Linked DNA regions of Homo sapiens: region 1 is linked to region 2. A link is an interaction called in ENCODE POLR2A ChIA-PET data of the cell type or tissue named here. Cell type or tissue: GM12878. All regions are shown on one strand. Links, peaks and the distances in the headings refer to the core of each region. The heading gives the core; the rest is flanking DNA. Region 1 overlaps CCDC126 (coiled-coil domain containing 126). Region 2 overlaps TRA2A (transformer 2 alpha homolog).

The links. ChIA-PET counts read pairs that join two places held together with the same protein. Peaks named below come from ENCODE experiments on the same cell type or tissue, not always from the same donor. Only the 100,000 strongest peaks of a DNase experiment are listed, where the experiment ranks them.
Region 1: POLR2A ChIA-PET joins it to region 2 with 7 read pairs; 2 of 35 experiments call an interaction of 5 or more read pairs at or near these places.

Annotation. Positions count from the first base shown.
Region 1 is chr7:23,640,565-23,651,235 of GRCh38, reverse strand. CCDC126 (coiled-coil domain containing 126) reads right to left here. Exons shown (of 4, transcript NM_138771.4): 4 at 6,528-8,305. The coding sequence ends at 8,121. Among named protein-coding and RNA genes, the nearest start is that of FAM221A, 34 kb to the left of the region's middle. In GM12878, for the core only: no CTCF peak of the experiment used is centred there; no DNase peak of the experiment used is centred there.
Region 2 is chr7:23,509,168-23,519,838 of GRCh38, reverse strand. TRA2A (transformer 2 alpha homolog) reads left to right here. Exons shown (of 8, transcript NM_013293.5): 3 at 3,311-3,476; 4 at 6,757-6,945. Among named protein-coding and RNA genes, the nearest start is that of TRA2A, 17 kb to the left of the region's middle. In GM12878, for the core only: no CTCF peak of the experiment used is centred there; a DNase peak (open chromatin) is centred at 4,926.

The DNA.
Region 1 (10,671 bases), core at 4,762-7,261, 130 kb before region 2:
CTCAGCCTCCTGAATAGCTGGGATTACAGGTACCCGCCACCACACCCTGCTAATTTTTTGTATTTTTAAGTAGAGACAGGGTTTCACCATGTTGGTCAGGCTGGTCTTGAACTCCTGACCTCAGGTGATCCACCCACCTCGGCCTCCCAAAGTGCTAGGATTACAGGCGTGAGCCACCACACCCAGCCACTTTCTTTATATTACAATTAACAAACAAGTTTGGGGACACCAAAAGACAGTGACTGATCAAAAAGTCATTCTACTAGTACCTTTATTCTCTGTTTTAAAGACAATATTTTGCATTTCCCTGATGGAAGGAGGTATTATGACCCTTCTATTACCTTTTACCTACCCTGGGAATGAGGGAATATGGAGACATCCAATCATTGGGAATGTAAAATGGCACAAACACTTTGGGGAAAGATCATTTGGAAAAGGTGCATTTCTTAATGCAATTATCCTATGATCCAGTAATTTGACCCCTAGATATTTATCCAAAAGACATGAAAGCTTAAATTCACAGGAAGGCTTCTATTAGAATGTTCATATCAGCTTTATTCATGATAGCCAAACATTAGAAATAGCCCAGGTGTTCATCAATAGGAGAATGGATATACAAACTATGTCAGATTCATACGACGAAACACAACTCAGCAATAAATTACTGACACATGAAACAATGTGAATGAATACCAAAAACTGATGAGTGAAAGCTGCCAGACATGATAATACATGTTTTATGATAGCATTTACGTGAAATTCTAAAATAGGCAAAACAAATCTACAGCGGAAAATTTTGCCTTGTGGGAAGAGAGGTGAGAATTGACTAGGAAGAGTATGAGGGGCCTTTTCGGTGTAACGGTAATGGTCTATATCTATAGGAGTCTGAGTAGCAGGTCAATGCATTTGTCAAAACTCAGCTAGTGCATACTTAAAATTTGTGCTTTTTACTTTTACATCGAAAGAAGAAAACCTTAAACAAATACCAAATTTGCTAATGATTTACATGCTAAATTATTTATGGGGAAGTGTACTGATGTCTGTAATTTGTTTTGAAAAGCATAAAAAAAATGGATTAGTAGCTGTGGTGGAGTATAATTTAAAAACTAGCACTTTGGGAGGATAAGGCAGGCAGATCACATAAAGGTCAGGAGTTTGAGACCAGCCTGGCCAACATGGTGAAACCCCATCTCTGCCAAAAATACAAAAATTAGCCAGGCATGGTGGCATGCACAGGTAATCTCAGCTACTCAGGGGATTATATATATATTATACATAATCTGATGTGTGTTCACTGACATTTTTTTCAATTTTGCTGCATGCCTGAAATATTTCATAAAATGTTGAAAAAAATTTGAGCGCTATTGCCTCATTTGAAGCAAGTTAGTAAGGAAGCTTTCTCTAAGTTGATATATTAAGTAGCAAGTAAGCATAATTTGAAGAGGAACTTGACACAGGGATTTTTTAAAACATTACAAATTTTCATTCCTGTTAAGCAACACATATAATTTGTCTTCAGGGTAGGGTGTTCACAATTCTTAGTGTGACTTTTAGAATGTTAGTTGAGGCCGGGCGTCGTGGCTCACGCCTGTAATCCCAGCACTTTGTGAGGCCGAGGCGGGCAGATTACCTGAGGTTGGGAGTTGGAGACCAGCCTGACCAACATGGAGAAACCCCGTCCCTACTAAAAATATAAAACTAGCTGGGCGTGGTGGCGCATGCCTGTAATCCCAGCTACTCAGGAGGCTGACACAGGAGAATCCCTTGAACCCAGGAGGCGGAGGTTGCGGTGCGCCAAGATTGCACCATTGCACTACAGCCTGGGCAACAAGAGTGAAACTCTATCTCAAAAAATAAACAAACAAACAAACACATGTCAGTTGACAGTTAAAAATTTGACAATTCCATTTTTTTCTCATAAGAAATGAGAGAAATCATTAATTGCATAGTATGAGCGAAGGGGGAAAGTCTTCAAAAATATTTGACCAAGAGTCGCCCAGAACATGACCTGAGCTTATTAGTAAAGCAGGTGTATTTTAGTTTCTTCTAATTACCTCCTCCACTAGAAAAATAGTCCCTTCTACATCCATTATTTTGTTTTCTTAAATCAAGCAAAATGAGAACAGCACTGTGTAAATTATAATCTGTATAACTATACTGGGTCAATGGCTTATAAAACTTTAACTTATCTAAGGAATACATTTTATTTCATGACCCAGTACACACACACACACACACACACACACACACACACACAGTTGAACTGAAACTTCAGGAAACATTTACCCTTTTTACTTATAATTGAATTTTTCTGTTTTTCTTACTGGCCCCAATTTAAAGCTCATGATATTTCACATTCCATTGCTTTAAAATGCTAATCACAACCCACTAAATTGATAACATCTAACGGATTGTAACATACCTTTGAAACACGGTACTATGCAGTCCTTAAGGTTTTTTAGAAATACTGGATTTGGACTGTGTTGTGATACAGTCTAAGAACTGTAGGACCATGAAATATCTTTATATTGCTTTATATTTGCTATTCCAAAGATGCCTTTTCTCATATAACAAATACATATTGAACACTATTTGTGCAAGTCCTCATAAACTTGAGGTGAACAATCTGATAATTCTTTTATATATTTTCTCCTTAAGAATTCAAAGGGTTTTAAACACATATGCTTATGTTACCAAAACTCCATGTAGTCACATAGGATAGACATTACCAATGATTTGGAGCCGGAGACACCAAATCAGAAAGTACACACATGGCCAGGTGTGGTGGTTCATACCTGTAATCCCAACACTTTGGGAAGCAGAGGTGGGAGGAGGGAGGATGGCTTGAGCCCAGGAGTTCGAAACCAACCTGAGCAAAACAGCGAGACCCCATCTCTACAAAACATAAACAATCGGCTGGCACGATGGCTCACGCCTGTAATCCCAGCACTTTCGGAGGCCAAGGGAGGCAGATCACGAGGTCAGGAGATCGAGACCATCCTGGCTAATGCGGTGAAACCCTGTCTCTACTAAAAACACAAAAAATTAGCCAGGCGTGGTGGCGGGCGCCTGTAGTCCCAGCTACTCGGGAGGCTGAGGCAGGAGAATGGTGTGAACCCAGGTGGTGGGGCTTGCAGTGAGCAAAGATTGCGCCACTGCACTCCAGCCTGGGCGACAGAGCAAGACTCCATCTCAAAAAAAAAGGCCGGGCGCGGTGGCTCACGCCTGTCATCCCAACACTTTGGGAGGCTGAGGCGGGTGGATCACGAGGTCAGGAGATCGAGACCATCCTGGCTAACATAGTGAAACCCTGTCTCTACTAAAAATATAAAAAATTAGCCAGGTGTGGTGGCATGTGCCTGTAATTCCAGCTACTTGGGAGGCTGAGGCAGGAGAATTGTTTGAACCCGGGAGGCAGAGGTTGCAGTGAGCCAAGATTGCGCCACTGCACTCTAGCCTGGGCAACAGAGCAAGACTCCGTCTCAAAAAAAAAAAAGAAACATAAAAAATTATTAAATATCTGGCCATGGTGACGCATGCCTGTAGTCCCAGCTACTCTGGGGGCTGAGGTGGGAGAACTGCTTGAGCCCAGGAGGTCCAGGCTGCAGTGAGCCAATTGCGCCACTCTACTCTAGCCTGGGCAATTGAGCAAGAACCTATCTCAGAAAAAACAAAGAAAAGAAAGCACATACATACTTGCCCACAGTCATACCATTAAATTGCTGGAAGAACCAAATTTTCCCAACCTCCATTCTAAAAATCTAAGGTATTTTAAAACAACTTCTAAACAATATTTTCTATATTAAAATAATGCCGTTTTTGCATAGAAACAATCACAAAAATGTTTCCTCTCCCCAAGCCTTGATATCACATCAACTGTATCACCCTCTCCCCTCCATAGATTCCTCAGAAAGTTTATTTCTTTGCCTGAATAATTAGTAAAGAAAGGGTGGGAGAGTGGGTGGATGAATTAAGCACCAAAGAAGGTTAAGTTAAAAACAGTGATTTATTCAAATAGATTATGCTGCTAACCAACACTTAAAAGCAGTGTGAAGTTACACTTGCCCTATGAAGGACTCAATGGAGGTCCAAAACTCATCTGAAAAGATATGTGAAACGTACTGATACTGGTAACATCTGAAGAACAATAATTTTTTTTTAAATCTTCATGTCCTAACTTCCTTACTTAAATGCACACTAATATTATTGATTCATTTAAGCCAAAAGCGACAAACTCAATCTGATTTCAAGCAAAAGTCTGACCACTACTCAATCTCCTCCCCACTCTCAAACAAAATTATGAACTAGCCATTGCACATTTTATTCCCAGTCTTCTCCCTATGCTGCAAAATGCTTCTAGCCTGCTGCTCTTGATATAAAACAAAGTCTGAGGATGAACACCTATTTTGGATTTTCTATGTCCTTATATATCGATACAAGTGGAGATATTTCACCGCTTTGTCTCCCCCATATGGGTATTAATCATATTTTGTTATGTTACCTCCAACATCTAAAATAACAGTAACAGCATGAAGCATAAAAAGAGTGTGAATGTGAGTCTAATTTCCCCTCCCCACACTCTATTGACTTCCCACTTCTCTTTAGACCTGTCTCACACCTCAGGCTAAATCTTTTCTCTGCAACCAAAATGCTTAATAATTAAGAGAAAGATATACCAATGTGATATAGCCACACAATGGAATAACTATGAAAGTTATTTACCTTCTGACTTAGAAAGAAATTCATCCTACATGGTACAAAAAAAGTATACTATTTTTAAAACATACGTATATATGCACAAAGCAAAAAAAGTATAGAATGGGTTTAGTAACTCATTGTTTTAACAAATATTAATTGGGTACCTATTATGAGCTAGACACAGTTGTAAATGCCCAGGTTACATAAATGAACAAAATGAACTCCTTGCCTCCATGGAGTTTATATTCTAAGAAACATGAGAGAAAACAAAATAAGTTAATATACCATTTAAAGTAGAGTATATCAGAACTACAAAGAAAAGTAAAATGGCTAAGCGTGCTGAGGCCTAGTATTTTAGGAAGGTGGTCAAAGATGACTTCCCTTAAGAAGTAACATTTGAATGAACACCTGAATGCTGTTTGGGAGGGAACCATGAAGTTATCTGGGGTTAAGAGTGGTGGCAGGTAGAGGAATATCATGTTTGAAGTTACTGAGGCAAAAGAATGCTTGGTATGTCCTAGGAAGGACAAGACAGTATGACTGAACAGGAATTGGGAAGGAGGAGGGTGGTAAGAAATGAGGTCTGGAGGCATCCAGGAGCACATTAGGGCTTTGAAGGCCACAGTGGGAACTTTGGATTTTAAGTAGAAATAGGAAGTCAATAGAGAGTGTGGGGAGGGGAGATCAGATTCACATTTATCTACTAAAATATCAACAGTAGTTATCCCTGGGTAGAAACATTTCAGACTTTTTCCCATTGTGCTTCTCTATATTCTCATTGTTTCTCCTGGTTTGTTGTTGTTGTTACTGTTTTGAGACAGCATCTTGCTCTGTCGCCCAGGCTGGAGTGCAGTAGTGCAATCATGGCTCACTGCAGCCTCCACTTCCCAGGCTCAAGCAGTCCTCCTGCCTCAGCCCCTGAGTAGCTGAGACTACATGAGCAATACCAGTCCCCTAAACAAAAAGTTCTTAAGAATCATTCAGCACTTTCAATTATGGGAGAAAAATGGTTTCAATTAACTACATATTTTTTGGTCTGTTTCATTACATCATGCTCCCTTTTCAGGTAGATACTTCTATAAGAGAAAGGGGAAAAAATGGTAACTATATTAATAAGCTACTCAGCTCAAAGTGTTTGGTTAAAAACAGAACATTGTTTACATTTAAACCAAAACTGTGACTGAGGTTCCTGTGTAAGCTGCTAACACTTTAGGTTTCCAAGGCATAACTGAGATGAGACAAATTTCTATAAATTCAAAAAAAGTAATATGGTCATTAAAAAGCAAACTTGAGTCTCTACAGTCTGTGTAACTCCAGAGTCAAAATCATAAGTGTTTCTTGAAAACTGAGACCTAAGTTATCATTAACTACCTGAAATAATGTTTAAATTACTTTTTAATTCATATATTTGCTTAAAGTAAACCCAAAGACACCCTGATAAAAGTTTGCAAGTTTTTAGTACCTTTAGTGATGCCCTCCGTGCTAATGTCCAAATTAAGATTAACTGAAGATATAAATACTAAGGCTTGACTTCTTAAAAATCAACAGTCTACTGTTGATTTTTAAATGAAGCTCATACCCATTTCAGATTATCAGTTTACTGTTGATTTTTAAGAAGTCAAGCCTTAGTTCTCCAATCTATCTCTGCACTCAGACTCTCCTACCCTAGTATCAAATGAGAGGCACTATTGGGTAACCTTCAATTTTTCTCTTTTGGAAAAGTTATCTGGAATTGAAACAAAACCGAATTTTTCTTAAGATTCCTTTTAACCATTTATCATTTATTAAATGCACAACCAACATTAAAGAAAAAAGACTGTAATACTTTGTAGGTAGAAATAATATATTTTATTTCATCCCTGAAAACAAAAACAAAAACAAAAATGTCCACATCTAATAGGAGAGACTAAACAATTATTCCAAACTTCTACCTGGCAATGGCATATAATTAATTTCTTCACATAAAGGTAGACAGTACAGAGAAGAGAAGAGAGATTTGGAAATCTGTCTTTCATGAAACAATATTTCACATATTTATTTTAATAAAATATTGTAATTATTGCTACATGTGGTAGCATATTATAATGACGAACAATACAATATCTAAATTCTATATAGTCTAAATCTAGAAGCTAGCTGCACTTAAGCAGTTACTATAGAGAATAAATACTATGAAATATAGGGCACCATGTGGCAATTAGATTTGCTACAAGGGAAATTTAAATAAAAGTATAATTTGTTTTATACTAGAATTACCCAAGATTAGGGTTCCCTGTGCTATATACAGCTTTTTTCCTGAAAAGATAGTCAATCTTCATAGTTTATATTTTAAATGTTCTTATTTTAAGTGGCCATTATATAAAATGAATATCTAATGCATCTGTTATACAAATTCAAAATTTCATAAAGGATACTCTTATATAATATAATGTTAACATTTTCCAAGCAATTTAATGCAGCACAAAAGTACCTTTATTATATACACCTGGCTAAAGTCCTCAAGAGTTCCATTCTCCAAAGTCCCTTCCTCCTAGACCAATATAATAAAAGCAAAATTAACCCAAATATGGAAATAATGTGCTTTCCTGATAGCATAGACACTCAAAGGATTAAACTTTTAAATGAACATTCATGTATGTGAAAAATCATGAATACTTTATTGTTACTCTCATCATAAAAATATCTTTTATTCTTCAATAAGTATAAGATTAGAGTTTACAACTATTTTAATGCTGTTATTAAATTGCCCCAATGTTTACGATAGGTAATGGACAGTGGCTGCTACCCATTTCAAGATTATACTCTTATAAGTGTAATTTTTAAAAATATACAATAATTAACCTTCAGTTATTCTGAAGGATAGTGCAAATCAATACATTCTTTGGGTCATGATTTCAAAACATTATTTTCAACATTATATTTCCTTTCTCTGCTCATAATTGGAATAACAAAATATAGTACAATAAGCACATTTTTTCAAATAGCCGTAGTCTAACAGTTACATCTATTGAGAACAAATGACAGAATGATTAAACATTCTTCACTTGTCCAAAAAACGTGTTATATACTTAAATAAATGTGTTATAGAAATGAATCCATGTTTTTCAGTGTTTTCATTTCAGCTTGATCTCAAACACAAAAGATTTATACAAAACTCACCTATCTGCTTACCACATCAACCAAATTACCAAATTCTCTTTAAGGACATAGTACAGCATTGAACAGACTTGCCTGAAAGCAAACAAATAACTTTAAAATTTTTATGTACAGAATTAGAGTTCCATGAATCCAGCATACTCCTTGAAAATGTGTAGAGCTTTTATTGTAAAGTATTGCTCTGTCCTAAGCCAGCAATTATAAAGCTTTTCTGCCATAGGATATAATCCACAGTGGATGGAGCAGCACAAGGTGATTTTCAACTGCTATCTGATACTGCCCGAGACATTCGTTCTTTTATTTGTGGTTACTGGCACCAAATTCCCACTAGTACCATTGGTGGTGTTGGCTGCTGAGCCATTCACAACAATATAGTCAACTTTGTTCTCCAGCTTCACCAATCGTTGCAAAATGTCATCCAGAAGGACAGCAATTGTTCTTTTCAGATCCGCTAGGGGAATAAATCAGAATAAAATTAACATTAATAGAGCTCTTCATTTTTGTGTTTTTACAGTTTGAAGGAAAAAGGTGAACAACTACTGGGTCATCTGAGGGAAAATGTACTAGAGAGAATGCACTCATACTACAAATAGGAAAAGCCTAATTTTTTTTTTTTTTTGAGATGGAGTTTCCCTCTGTCTCCCAGGCTGGAGTGCAGTGGCATGATCTCGGCTCGCTGCAGCCTCCACCTCCTGGGTTCCAGCGATTCTCGTGCCTCAGCCTCCTGATTAGCTGGGATTACAGGCGCCCACCACCACGCCCAGCTAATTTTTGTATTTTTAGTGGAGACAGGATTTTACCACGTTGGCCGGGCTGCTCTTGAACTCCTGACCTCAGGTGATCCGCACTCCTCGGCCTCCCAAAGTGCTAGGATTACAGGTGTCAGCCACTGCTCCTGGCCCTAATTTTTAAATCAACAACATCATTTACAGAGTTTCCAAAAGGAATTTCAGAGTTGTAAATGTGGGGGAAACTCTCGCTTTTCTAGTGCGATATAATGGATTTTAAAGTCTGGTTCAAAATGTTAGTCCCGCTGTGAGTAACTCATTTACCTTGAGTTTCTTAAGCATTTTGTAAAAACTACCACAGACCTGTAATCCCAGCATTTTGGGAGGCTGAGGCGGGCGGGATCACGAGGTCAGGAGATTGAGACCATCCTGTCTAACACGGTGAAACCCCGTCTCTACTAAAAATATAAAAAAATTAGCCGGGCCTGGTGGCATGCGCCCGTGGTCCCAGCTACTTGGGAGGCTGAGGCAGGAGAATCCCTTGAACCGGGGAGGCAGAGCTTGCAGTGAGCAGAGATAGCGCCACTGCACTCCAGCCTGGGCGACAGAGCAAGACTCCCTCTCAAAAAACAAAAAACCAAAAAAACACAGACTAAGCTGGTAAACTAAAAAGCTAGCTAAGAAAGAGAGTCCATGAAATACAGAAATCGAGAACCTCCACAGGGGTGGAGTTGTGGGGGAGCCTAGGGTCCAGTGCAAATGCCAGGAACCTGTTCAGTGCAGTAGGACACTAGCAGTAGTTCTGACTTAAATTTCCTGCAGAAAAATGGTGGGGAAGACTATCTTCTAACCTCTTTGTAATGTTATGGAGTTTCAGTAAACTTTACTTGACAAGAATAAAATTATGAGGCTTTTCTGCCTTAGAATTCTCTTTCTCAGGTTTCCCAGAATCACCTAGCATATATTAGGTACTCAGTTAGTGACAACGAATACTGTTATTTTTGTTGATCCTGGACCAAAAAATGAGCCCAAGCCCTAATCCGGGATCACCAGGAGAGAAATCATCTAACAACTGATAAATGTGCTGATGGTTCTATCAGAAAAGCACAAGCAACAAAAGAGAAAATAGATAAACTGGACTTCATCGATATTTAAAACTTTTGTGCATAAAAGGACATTAATCAAGAAAATGAAAAGACAACCTATAGAATGGGAGAAAACATTTGCAAACCATAAATTTGATAAAGATCTACTACCTAGAATATATAAAGATCTCTTACAATTCACGAACAAAAAGATAAATCAATTTTTAAAATGGGCAAAGGACTTGAATAGATACTCTCTAAAGAAGATGTGCAAATGGCCAGTAAGTACATGAAAAGATGTTCAATATCACTGGCCACTATGGAAATACAAACCAAAACTCAATGAGATACCATTTCACACTTACTAGGATAGCTATCATCAAAGAAATGGAAAATAAGTGTTGGCAAGGATGCAGAGAAACTGAAACCCTCATACATTAGTGGTGGGAATATAAAATGGTGCAGCTGCTGTGGAAAAGAGTTTGCCAGTTCCTCAAAAACTTAAACATAAAATTGCCATGTGACCTAGGAATTCCACTCCTAGGTATATACCAAAAAAAAAAAAAAAAAAAAAAACCAAAAGGATTCAGAGCTCAGAGGGATACTTATACACCAATGTTCATTTCAGGTTTATTCACAACAGTCAAAAGGTAGAAACAACTCAAGTGTCCATCAACAGATAAACAGATAAACAAAATGTGGTATATATGTAAATACAATGGAATATTATTCAGCCAGAAAAAGGAATGACATTCTGATACATGCTACAACACAGATGAACCTTGAAAACGTTATGCTAAGTGAAATAAGCCAGACATCAATCAAATCAAATATTGTACAATTCCACTTATATAGAATATGTAGAATAGGCATATGTATACAGACAGAAAGTAGACTACAGGTTATTAAGGATCAGGGAAGGAAGGAATAAAGATTTACTGCTCAAATTTTATAGATTTCTTGTTTGGAGTGGTACAAGTTTTGGAAAGATACAGTAGTGATGG
Region 2 (10,671 bases), core at 3,647-6,146:
AAATTGGTGCTAGCTAAAATGGGAAATATCAACTCTTCTAGCGTTATTGTTCACCTATTGTGTTTCATAAGGTCTTTCCTCATTAGTTTTATTCCTGTATTCCATATCCTCACTTTGTAAAATCGTGCAAAAAAATTTTGCTTGATTACTTAGTTAACAGAAAATGGGTGATCTGGTTCAAGTAGGGAATTACTGAGGACAGTTAGCAGTATCAACAATGGGTTATTATTGAGCTGAAAAAAAGTAGAGACTGTTGAAGAGTTTGTTTGTTTGTTTGTTTTTTGAGATGGAGTCTTGCTCTCTTGCCCAGGCTGGAGTGCAGTGGTGTGATCTTGGCTCACTGCAACCTCCACCTCCTGGGTTCATTGAGTACCGTATAGAAGGTATTTTATATGACTGTCATCACTGCTGGTCTGTGTCAGTTTAGTTAAGGGTGGGTCATTAGTCTTTTTTTTGAAGACGGAGTCTCACTCTGTCGCCAGGCTGGAGTACAGTGGCCTCACTGCAATGTCTGCCTCTCTGGTTCAAGTGATTCTCTTGCCTCAGCCTCCCGAGTAGCTGGGATTACAGGCACACGCCACCAACACCCAGCTAATTTTTTGTATTTTTAATAGAGACGGGGTTTTATCATGTTAGCCACGATGGTCTCGATCTCCTGACCTTGTGATCTGCCTGCCTCGGCCTCCCAAAGGGCTGGGATTACAGGCGTGAGCCACCGTGCCCGGCCTGTCGGATTAGTCTTACAGGCAAAGAAAGGACTGCAAGCAACTGGGAATTAGAGCAACTGGGAACTAGAAAAGCAGCAGTAGACAAGTGAAATGTTATAGAAAGCATCAATAAGTAAAGGCTTAGGCTGAGTGTGGTGGCTCATGCCTATAACCCCAGCACTTTGGGAGCACAAGGAGGGGTGGATCACTTGAGGTCAGGAGTTCTAGACCATCCTGGCCAACATGTTGAGACCCCGTCTCTACTAAAAATACAAAAAATTTGCCAGGTGTGGTGGCACAGGCCCGTAGTTCCCAGGAACTCGGGAGGCTGAGGCAGGAGAATCGCTTGAACCCAGGAAGTGGAGGTTGCAGTGAGCCAAGATCAGGCCACTGCACACTCCAGTCTGGGTGACAGAGTGAGATTCTGTCTCAAGAAGGGGGAAAAAAAAAAAAAAACAAGAAATGAAGACTCAGAAATGTTACCAGTTTTGGGCTGGGCACGGTGGCTCATGCCTGTAATCCCAGTGCTTTGGGAGGCTGAGGTGGGTGGATCACAAGGTCAGGAGTTCGAGACCAACCTGGCCAACATGGTGGAAACCCCGTCTCTACTAAAAACACAAAAATTAGCTGGGCATGCTGGCAAGTGCCTGTAATCCCAGCTACTTGGGAGGCTGAGGCAGGAGAATCACTTGAACCCAGAAGGCGGAGGTTGCAGTGAGCTGAGATTGTGCCATTGCACTCCAGCCTGGGTGAAGAAGTGAGACTCTGTCTCCAAAAAAAGAAATGTTACCAGTTTTGATGGGCATTTAGGTGGTTGTTGAATTAGTTTAGCAGATACTAGATTGCAGCAGGCTAAAGAAGAATTGGAAATGGAAATGATACTTAGCAGAGAGGGGAATGTAGAACTTTATGGGCCAGGCACACTGGCTTAATTGGGGAGGTCGAGGTGGGCAAATTGCTTGAACAGGACTTCAAGACCAGCCTGGGCAACATGGCGAAACCCTGTCACTACAGAAAATATAAAAATTAGCCAGGCATGGTGGTGCATGCCTGTAGTCCTAGCTGTCTGGGAAGCTGAGGTGGAAGAATTTCTTGAGCCTGGGAGAGAGAGGTTGCAGTGAGCTGAGATCATGCCACTGCACTCCAGCCTGGGCGACAAAGAACTATATGGAGAAAGTAGCAGAAAATCAAAAAGGATTTTGTTTGTTTGTTTGTTTGTTGAGACAGAGTTTTGTGCTTGTTCCCAGGCTGGAGTGCAGTGGCACGATCTCAGCTCACTGCAGCCTCCACCTCCCGGGTTCAAGTGATTCTCGTGCCTCAGCCTCCCAAGTAGCTGGGATGACAGGTGTGCGCCACCACGCCCAGCTAATTTTTGTATTTTTAGTAGAGACAGGGTTTTACCATGTTGGCGAGGATGGTCTCGATCTCTTGACCTCGTAATCTGCCTGCCTCGGCCTCCCAAAGTACTGGGATTACAGGCATGAGCCACTGCGCCCAGCCTGATTTTTTTTGTTTTGTTTTGTCTTTGTTTCTGTTTTTTTTTTTAAAATAGAAGTGTGGAGTCTTGCTATGTTGCCTGGGCTAGACTTGTCCTCCTGGGCCCAAGTGATTTTTCTTTCTTTCTCTCTTTTTTTTTTTTTTTTTTTTTTTTTTTGAGACGTAGTCTTGCTCTGTCGCCCAGGCTGGAGTACGGTGGCACAATCTCAGCCCACTGCAAGCTCCGCCTTCTGGGTTCGCGCCATTTCCTGCCTCAGCCTCCCAAGTAGCTGGGACTACAGGTGCCCGCCACCATGCCCAGCTAATTTTTTGTATTTTTAGTAGAGGGGTTTCACCATGTTAGCCAGGATGGTCTCGATCTCCTGACCTCGTGATCCGCCCGCCTCGGCCTCACAAGTTGCTGGGATTACAGGCATGAGCCACCGTGCCCGGCCCCAAGTGATTTTTCTTGCTTCATCTTTCCATGTAGCTGGGAACATAAGCACACATCACTGCACTTAGCTAAGAATCAAAGGATTTATTTATTTATTTGAGACAGAGTCTCGTTCTGTTACCATGCTGGAGTGCGGTGGCGCAATCTCGGCTTGCAACCTCTGCCTCCTGGGTTCAAGCGATTCTCCTGCCTCAGCCTCCCAAGTAGCTGGAATTACAGGTGCCTGCCACCACACCTGGCTAATTTTTGTATTTTTAGTAGAGACGAGGTTTCAACATGTTGGCCAGGATGGTCTTGATCTCTTGATCTCGCGATCTGCTCGCGTCGGCCTCCCAAAGTGCTGGGATTACAGGCATGAGCCACCGCACCCGGCCACGATTTTATTTTATAGCAATAGTGGGTTTTTGTTTTTTGTTTTTTTTTTGTTTTTTAAAAGAAGATGGGGCCTTAACATTTTTGTAAGGTTAGGTGAAAAGGGTGAATGTAGAGGGGCTTGACTGAGAAGAGTGGAAGATGTAGTGACTTAAGTGAACCAAAGGAAGAATACCCTTTCCTCAGAAGCAAGGAGGAAGGACCTGAGAATAGTTAGGGATATATGTATACCTTCTTGGAAGAGGGAAGGACTTTAGCCATTTTGTTTCAGTATTTTTACCTAAATGTATTTCTCTCAAAGGTCGAGGTCAAGGAGACATTCTCATAGACGTTACACTCGATCCAGATCCCACTCTCACTCTCATAGGAGACGATCTCGAAGTAGATCATATACACCAGAATACCGGCGGCGAAGGAGCCGAAGCCATTCTCCAATGTCTAACCGGAGAAGACATACTGGCAGCAGGGTACGTGGTTTATAAAAGTTAATGAAGACTTATTTTCTCTTTTATGTGTTTAGTCATGGCATATCTTGCTTTTAGGGGAGCTTGGCCATTGTTTAGAAGTGATACTCTGGAAACATCCTTAATAAGCTGCTTTAGCTTTCAAAGTAAAGGAAATGCCACCATCTTTCGTAAGCTTACCATGTTTTATGACAAAGAATGCAAAGGAAGTATATTTTCTTTTTTTTAGACAAAGTCTTACTCTGTCTCCCAGGCTGGAGTGCAGGGGTGCAATTTCGACTCACTGCGGCCTTAGCCTCCTGAATAGCTGGGGTTGCAGGTGTGCACCACCACACCCAGCTAATTTTTGTGTTTTTAGAAATGGGGTTTCACCATGTTGACCCCTCTGGTCTCAAACTCCTGACCTCAGGTGATCCACCTGCCTTGGCCTCCCAAAGTGCTGGGGTTACAGGCGTGAGCTACCATGCCTGGCCGGGAGTATATTTTTCTTTTCATGACGTTTGAGTAAAAAGGACATGAAGGCTGGGCGTGGTGGCTCACACCTGTAATCCCAGCACTTTGGGAGGCCAAAGGGTGTGGGTCACCTAAGGTCAGGAGTTCGAGACCAGCCTGGCCAACATGGTGAAACCCCATCTCTGCTAAAAATACAAAAATTAGCCAGGCGTGGTGGCTTACGCCTGTAATCTCAACTACTTGAGAGGCTGAGGCTGGAGAATCCCTTGAACCCAGGAGGTGGAGGTTGCAGTGAGCCGAGATTGTGCCACTGCATTCCAGACTGGCCTGGGAGACAGAGCGAGACTCTGTCTCAAAAAAAGAAAAGGAGATGAAATTTGGGAAGAAATATGTTCCGGCCGGGCGTGGTGGCTCACACTTGTAATCCCAGCACTTTGGGAGGCCGAGGTGGGCGGATCACGAGGTCAGGAGATCGAGACCACGGTGAAACCCTGTCTCTACTAAAAATACAAAAAATTAGCTGGGCACGGTTGCAGACGCCTGTAGTCCCAGCTACTCCGGAGGCTGAGGCAGGAGAATGGTGTGAACCCGGGAGGCAGAGCTTGCAGTGAGCCGAGATGGCGCCACTGCACTCCAGCCTGGGCGACAGAGCGAGACTCCGTCTCAAAAAAAAAAAAAAAAAAAAAAAAGAAATATGTTCCACGAATTCAAGTGAAAAGCATAAATTGAGTTGGGAATACTGGGTTATATTCAAAGTTTTTTGATGGGGTAAGGGGGTCAAAGAAATATTAAAAACTTTGTAGTAATCATAGCTAACACTTTTATTCAGTACACTTAAAGCTTTTAACATTTCTGTGAGGCAAGTTATGTTATATATAAAAAAAATTGAGTCTTGGATGTATGACATTGAAGGAGTTTTAGTTTTGGTTTTGGTTTAGTTTTTGCTAACTAGCAGTCTAGGTTTCAACCAGGCAGCCGGGCTCTAAAGTTCTTAGAACATGTTTGCATGCTGTACTATGCTTCTCCCACAGGATACTAACTTAAACTGTGGTGGAGCATGTCATTATTTAATGTTTTGAAATCTGTAAATTTATTTCTAAAATCTGGATTGTGGGAACACTGAAAGAATATCCTCGCTAAAGAATGAAAATGGGCCAGGCATATTGGCTCACGCTTGTAATCCCGACTACTTGGGAGGCTGAGATGGGAGGATTCCCTGAGCCCAAGGAGGCCAAGGCTGCAGTGAGCCATGATCAGGCCAGTAAACTCCAGCTTGGGCAAGAGAGTGAGGCCCTGTCTCAGAAAAAAAAAAGAAAGAAAATGGAGGAGAGGAGGTCTAAATCAACAATTACAGATGAAGTCAGATTAAGTACAAATCTGTAAGGGATGTAAAGCATTTGAATTAACTAGAAAGATGGTATTAAACTGAGGATACTTTTTTTTTATAAGTGAGACGGAGTTTCACTCTTATAAAAAGTAAAGGTTGTTCAAAGAGATTTTCCTCCCCATCTAATTAGAAATAGATAATAATTTCTCTTAGAAGCAAAATTTATTCAAAGAGCTGTGCTAACATTCTTAAATATCTGCTAGGCCGGGTGGGGTGGATCACCTGAGGTTGGGAGTTGGAGACCAGGCTGACCAACATGGAGAAACCCCATCTCTACTTAAAAATACAAAATTAGCTGGGGGTGGTGGTGCATGCCTGTAATCCCGTCTACTTGGGAGGCTGAAGCAGGAGAATGGCTGGACCTCGGGAGGTGGAGGTTGCGGTGAGCCAAGATCGCACCATTGCCCTCCAGCCTGGGCAACAAGAGTGAAACTCCGTCTCAAAAAAAAAAAAAAAAATCTACTAGCCGTAGTAAAAAAATCAATGTACTTTATGTTCTTAGCTCCCACAATTTAGCCTAAGTATTTGCCCTAACATGCTTATACTGGTCCAAACAAGCATTAGGTCATAGCCTGTTCCTCTTCCTTATTTAAAGGTGTTTTTACCTTTCTCAACATTCCACAAATTACTTCCTCCTTCCTTTGTTCTCCTCCGCCTTTGCCTCTTTTAAAAAGTTTGAAGTTACTAGCCAATCAAGACAAATCAGAATGTGAAGTCCCATTCCAGCCAATAAAAAACAGACACAACAGTAAGGTAGACACGTCAGATTATAAATGACCCTGTCTCCTTTGTTCAGTGTACTCTTGTGACAAAACTGCTGACAAGCGTACCCTTTCTACAGAAAATAAAAATGGCCTTACTAAAAAAATGTATGTTCAAGTGCTATTTCTTTACAACACCGAGAAACAAACATTTCTAACACTCTTGTCGCCTAGGCTGGAGTGCAATGGCTCGATCTTGGCTCACTGCAACCTCCACCTTCTGGATTCAAGCGATTCTCCTGCCTCAGCCTCTGGAGTAGCTGGGATTACAGGCGCCGGCCACCATGCCCAGCTAATTTTTGTATTTTTAGTAGAGATGGGGTTTCACCATGTTGGCCAGGCTGGTCTCGAACTCCTAACCTCAGGTGATCCACCCACCTCAGCCTCCCAAAATGCTGGGATTACAAGATTTTCAGGATACATTATGAACATTGCTGGGCTGGAGAGTAAGAACATTTTAATTCAGGCTATAGACAGAAAGCATATCCCAAAGAAGGCCTTGGGTGTACTGTGAATTGTAAAATATGGCTCATCTGCTCTAGTTCTCTTAAAATCTTATCTCCAAATTATTAGAAACAATATATTTATTGTGTATTAGATGAGGTGTTCTAAACAAAGTATTTCTGTGTTTCTTTGATTTTGATTTTAATTTGGAGTTTTAAATAATATTTCCATTCAATAGGCAAATCCAGATCCCAACACTTGCCTTGGAGTGTTTGGCCTCAGTTTGTACACAACAGAGAGGGATCTTCGTGAAGTATTTTCTCGATATGGACCATTGAGTGGTGTCAATGTGGTTTATGATCAGCGAACTGGGCGATCTCGAGGATTTGCTTTTGTGTATTTTGAGAGAATAGATGACTCAAAGGAGGTAAATTTGTCTTTTATATGCCTGATTATAGTACTGAATTAGTGTGAAAAGTTGATTAATAGACTTATTTCTGTAAACATTGCATCCTTTTTTCTTCCTTTTTTTCTTTTTTTTTTTTTTAAAGATAGGATCTTGCGTCCAGGCGCGGTGGCTCATGTCTGTAATCCCAGCACTTTGGGAGGCCGAGGCAGGTGGATCACGAGGTCAGGAGATCGAGACTATCCTGGCTAACACGGTGAAACCCCGTCTCTACTAAAAATACAAACAATTAGCCAGGCGTGGTGGCCGGCGCTTGTAGTCCCAGCTACTCGGGAGTCTGAGGCAGGAGAATGGCGCGAACCCGGGAGGCAGAGCTTACAGTGAGCCGAGATTGCGCCACTGTACTCCAGCCTGGGCGACACAGTGAGACTCCGTCTCAAAAAAAAAAGATAGGATCTTGCTGATTTTGCTCTGTTGCCCAGGCTGGAGTGCAGCCTCGACCTCCTGGGCTCAAGCAGTCCTCCTACCTCAGCCTCCTGAGTAGCAGACACTACAAGTGTGGGCCACCATGCCCAGATAATTTTTTGTTGTAGAGATGAGGTCTCACTATGTTGCCCAGGCTGATCTCGAACTCCTGGCCTCAAGTGATCCTCCCAGAATGCTGGGTTTACAGGCATGAGCCATCATACATGGCCTGTTGTGTCCTTTCTAATTTTGACCTGATTCAAACTCTGCCTCTCAGTGTTAACAATTGGAGTGACTACAGTTTCACTTTTTTTGGTTATGCTCTCTGCTATAGGCATATCCTAATTGAAATCTGGCTGTGTAAAGTGAGCTATATGTGTTTAAATTAATGGAAAAAGTATATGTGTAAGTGTTCTCTTTTGAATAAGCCATAATGATGCTCCAAACAGATGATTACATTAACTTTTAAAAAATAATTCTGATGTGTGGGTTTGATATGTTTAATTTTGTGTCTATAATGAGGAAGGAACTTGTTTTTCTATTCTCTAAATGTTCATTTATCAGTGTGTTCAATAATTGAAAAATAGTACATGGAAAGAATTGATAATTTTTTAGTGCTATTCTTAACTTGCCTAACACAATGAACTAATCAATGTCAATGACTTGAAATAGTGCTATTCTAACATGTTCGGTATTATAAAGGAAGTGGTAGGCTTGCTTTAAGTTTTTGCAGGGAGTCTTGCTGTGTTGCTTAGGCTGGTCTCGGAACAACTCCTGGCCTCAACTGTTCCTCCTGCCTTGGCTTCCCAAGGTGCTAGAATTACTGATGTGAACCACCATACCTGGCCTAGGCTCGCTTACTCTTTACTAAAAGTTGATAGTAATTGATTTAGAAAATTGCATTTTAAAGAATTTGAAGCTCAATACTTTTAGTTTTGTTAGACCTTCTGTCTTTTAAATTAATATATATATATTTGTATATATCTGGAAGTTTTATTAGACCTTAATAATCAGGGTGTTTTTCTTTTCTTTTCTTTTCTTTTTTTTTTTTTTTTTTTTTTTTTTTTTTTTTTTTTTTTGAGATGGAGTCTCGCTCTGTCGCCCAGGCTGGAGTGCAGTGGCGCGATCTCAGCTCACTGCAAGCTCTACCTCCCGGGTTCATGCCATTCTCCTGCCTCAGCCTCCCGAGTAGCTGGGACTACAGACGCCCGCCACCATGTCCAGCTAATTTTTTGTATTTTTAGTAGAGGCAGGGTTTCACTGTGTTAGCCAGGATGATCTCAATCTCCTGACCTCGTGATCCACCCGCCTCAGCCTCCCAAGGTGTTGGAATTACAGGTGTGAGCCACCGCGCCTGGCCAAATAAGGCTATCTTTTAAAAACAGTAAGTTCTTGGCATCTGGTGGGTAGAAGCCAGGAACACTGCTAAATAACCATACAGTACACAAGCTGGCACCCCATAACATAGAATCAGTCTCAAAATGTCAATAGTGCTAAGGTTGAGAAACCCCGGATAACTCTAACAAACTAGTACTTTAGTTTTTAAGTCATTTATGTCACAGGCAGTTTAATGCCTTAATTTGTCAGTCTTATGATTTTTTTTTTTACTGTTACGTATTTGTGATTTATATATTCCTTTTCTCAATTAAGAGATACATGTTATCAATTTAGAAATACTAGGATATCTGAGCTGAAGTAAAAGTTGCAAAATGCAAGCCAGAACAGTGTAATTTTTTTATTATTAATATTTTTTAATGTGAAACGTGTTTATCTCTTGATTCCACCTGTCCCCTTCCACTTCTGGATAAAACTAAAATGGCAGGCCGGGCACAGTGGCTCGCACCTTGTAATCCCAGCACTTCGGGAGGCTGAGGCGGGCAGATCACCTGAGGTCAGGAGTTCAAGACCAGCCTGGCCAACAGGGTGAAACCCCATCTGCTAAAATACAAAAATTAGCCGGGCATTGTGGCAAGCGCCTGTAACCCCAAGCTACTCGGGAGGCTGAGGCAGGAGAATTGCTTGAACCTAGGAGGCGGAGGTTGCAGTGAGCTAAGTTTGTGCCACTTCACTCCAGCCTGGGCAACAGAGTGAGACTCCACTTCATCTCAAAAAGAAAAGAAAAAAAAGCTTAACTGGCAACTTTAAAGACAGGAGCAGTTACTTAGTGGCAGGATTAGAAGTTCCTTTTAGTTCACTAGGTGACAATATGTTACTTAAGGAGCGGGGTGACGAGGCTTGTCAGCTAAATCACAGTTTCTCTTTTCAGTTGCCCAGGCTGAATTCTCAGCTAACACAGGCATGTTGTATGGTTTCTTCTGTATGGCTGAGACTGTCTCCAGTCTTTAGGGACAGGCAATCTGAAGTGATTTGATTTTTTTCTTTTTTTGTTGTTTGTTTGTTGTTTCTTTGTTTGTTTGGAGATGAGGTCTTGCTCTTTGCCCTGTCGCCTAGGCTGGAGTGTGGTGGCACGATCTCAGCTCACTGCAACTTCCGCCTCCCAGGCTCAAGTGATCTTCCCACCTTAGCCTCCCGAGTAGCTGGGACAACAGGTGCGCACCACCATGCCCGGCTAATTTTTGTATTTTTTGGTAGAGACGGGGTTTTGCCCCATTGCCCAGGCTAGCCTCAAACTCTGGACCTCAAGTGATTTGGCCTCCCCAAAGTGCCAGGATTACAGGCATGAGCCACTTCACTTGGCTAAAGTGATTTTTTTTTTTTGAGACGGAGTCTTGCTCTGTTGCCAGGCTGGAGGGCAGTGGCACAATCTCGGCTCACTGCAACCTCTGCCTCCCGGGTTCAAGCAATTCTGCCTCTGCCTCCCGAGTAGCTAGGACTATAGGTGCATGCCACCACACCCAGCTAATTTTTGTATTTTTAGTAGAGATGGGGTTTCACCATGTTGGCCAGGATGGTCTTGATCTCTTGATACCTCATGATCCCCCCATCTTGGCCTCCCAAAGTGCTGGGAGTACAGGTGTGAGCCATCGCGCCCAGCCTAAAGTGATTTTTAAAATCTTTTTAAAATTTGTATTCCTTTTTGACTAACTTCTCCCTGATTCTGAAAATTTCACTGAAGTTTCAAAGTTATTAGTGTGCATATGGTGAAGATAATAATATAAGCTCCTCACCCTGTTTTAGTAAGAAGTACTTAGAGATTTTGTGTGTGTTTTTTTGGGGGGTGCTTAGGATGGGGTGCAGGGAGATCAACTTAGAGAATTTTGATTTTTGGAACTTCAAATGGAAGATGTGTTAAATTTGTTGCAGCTTTGCTTTTGCAGACAT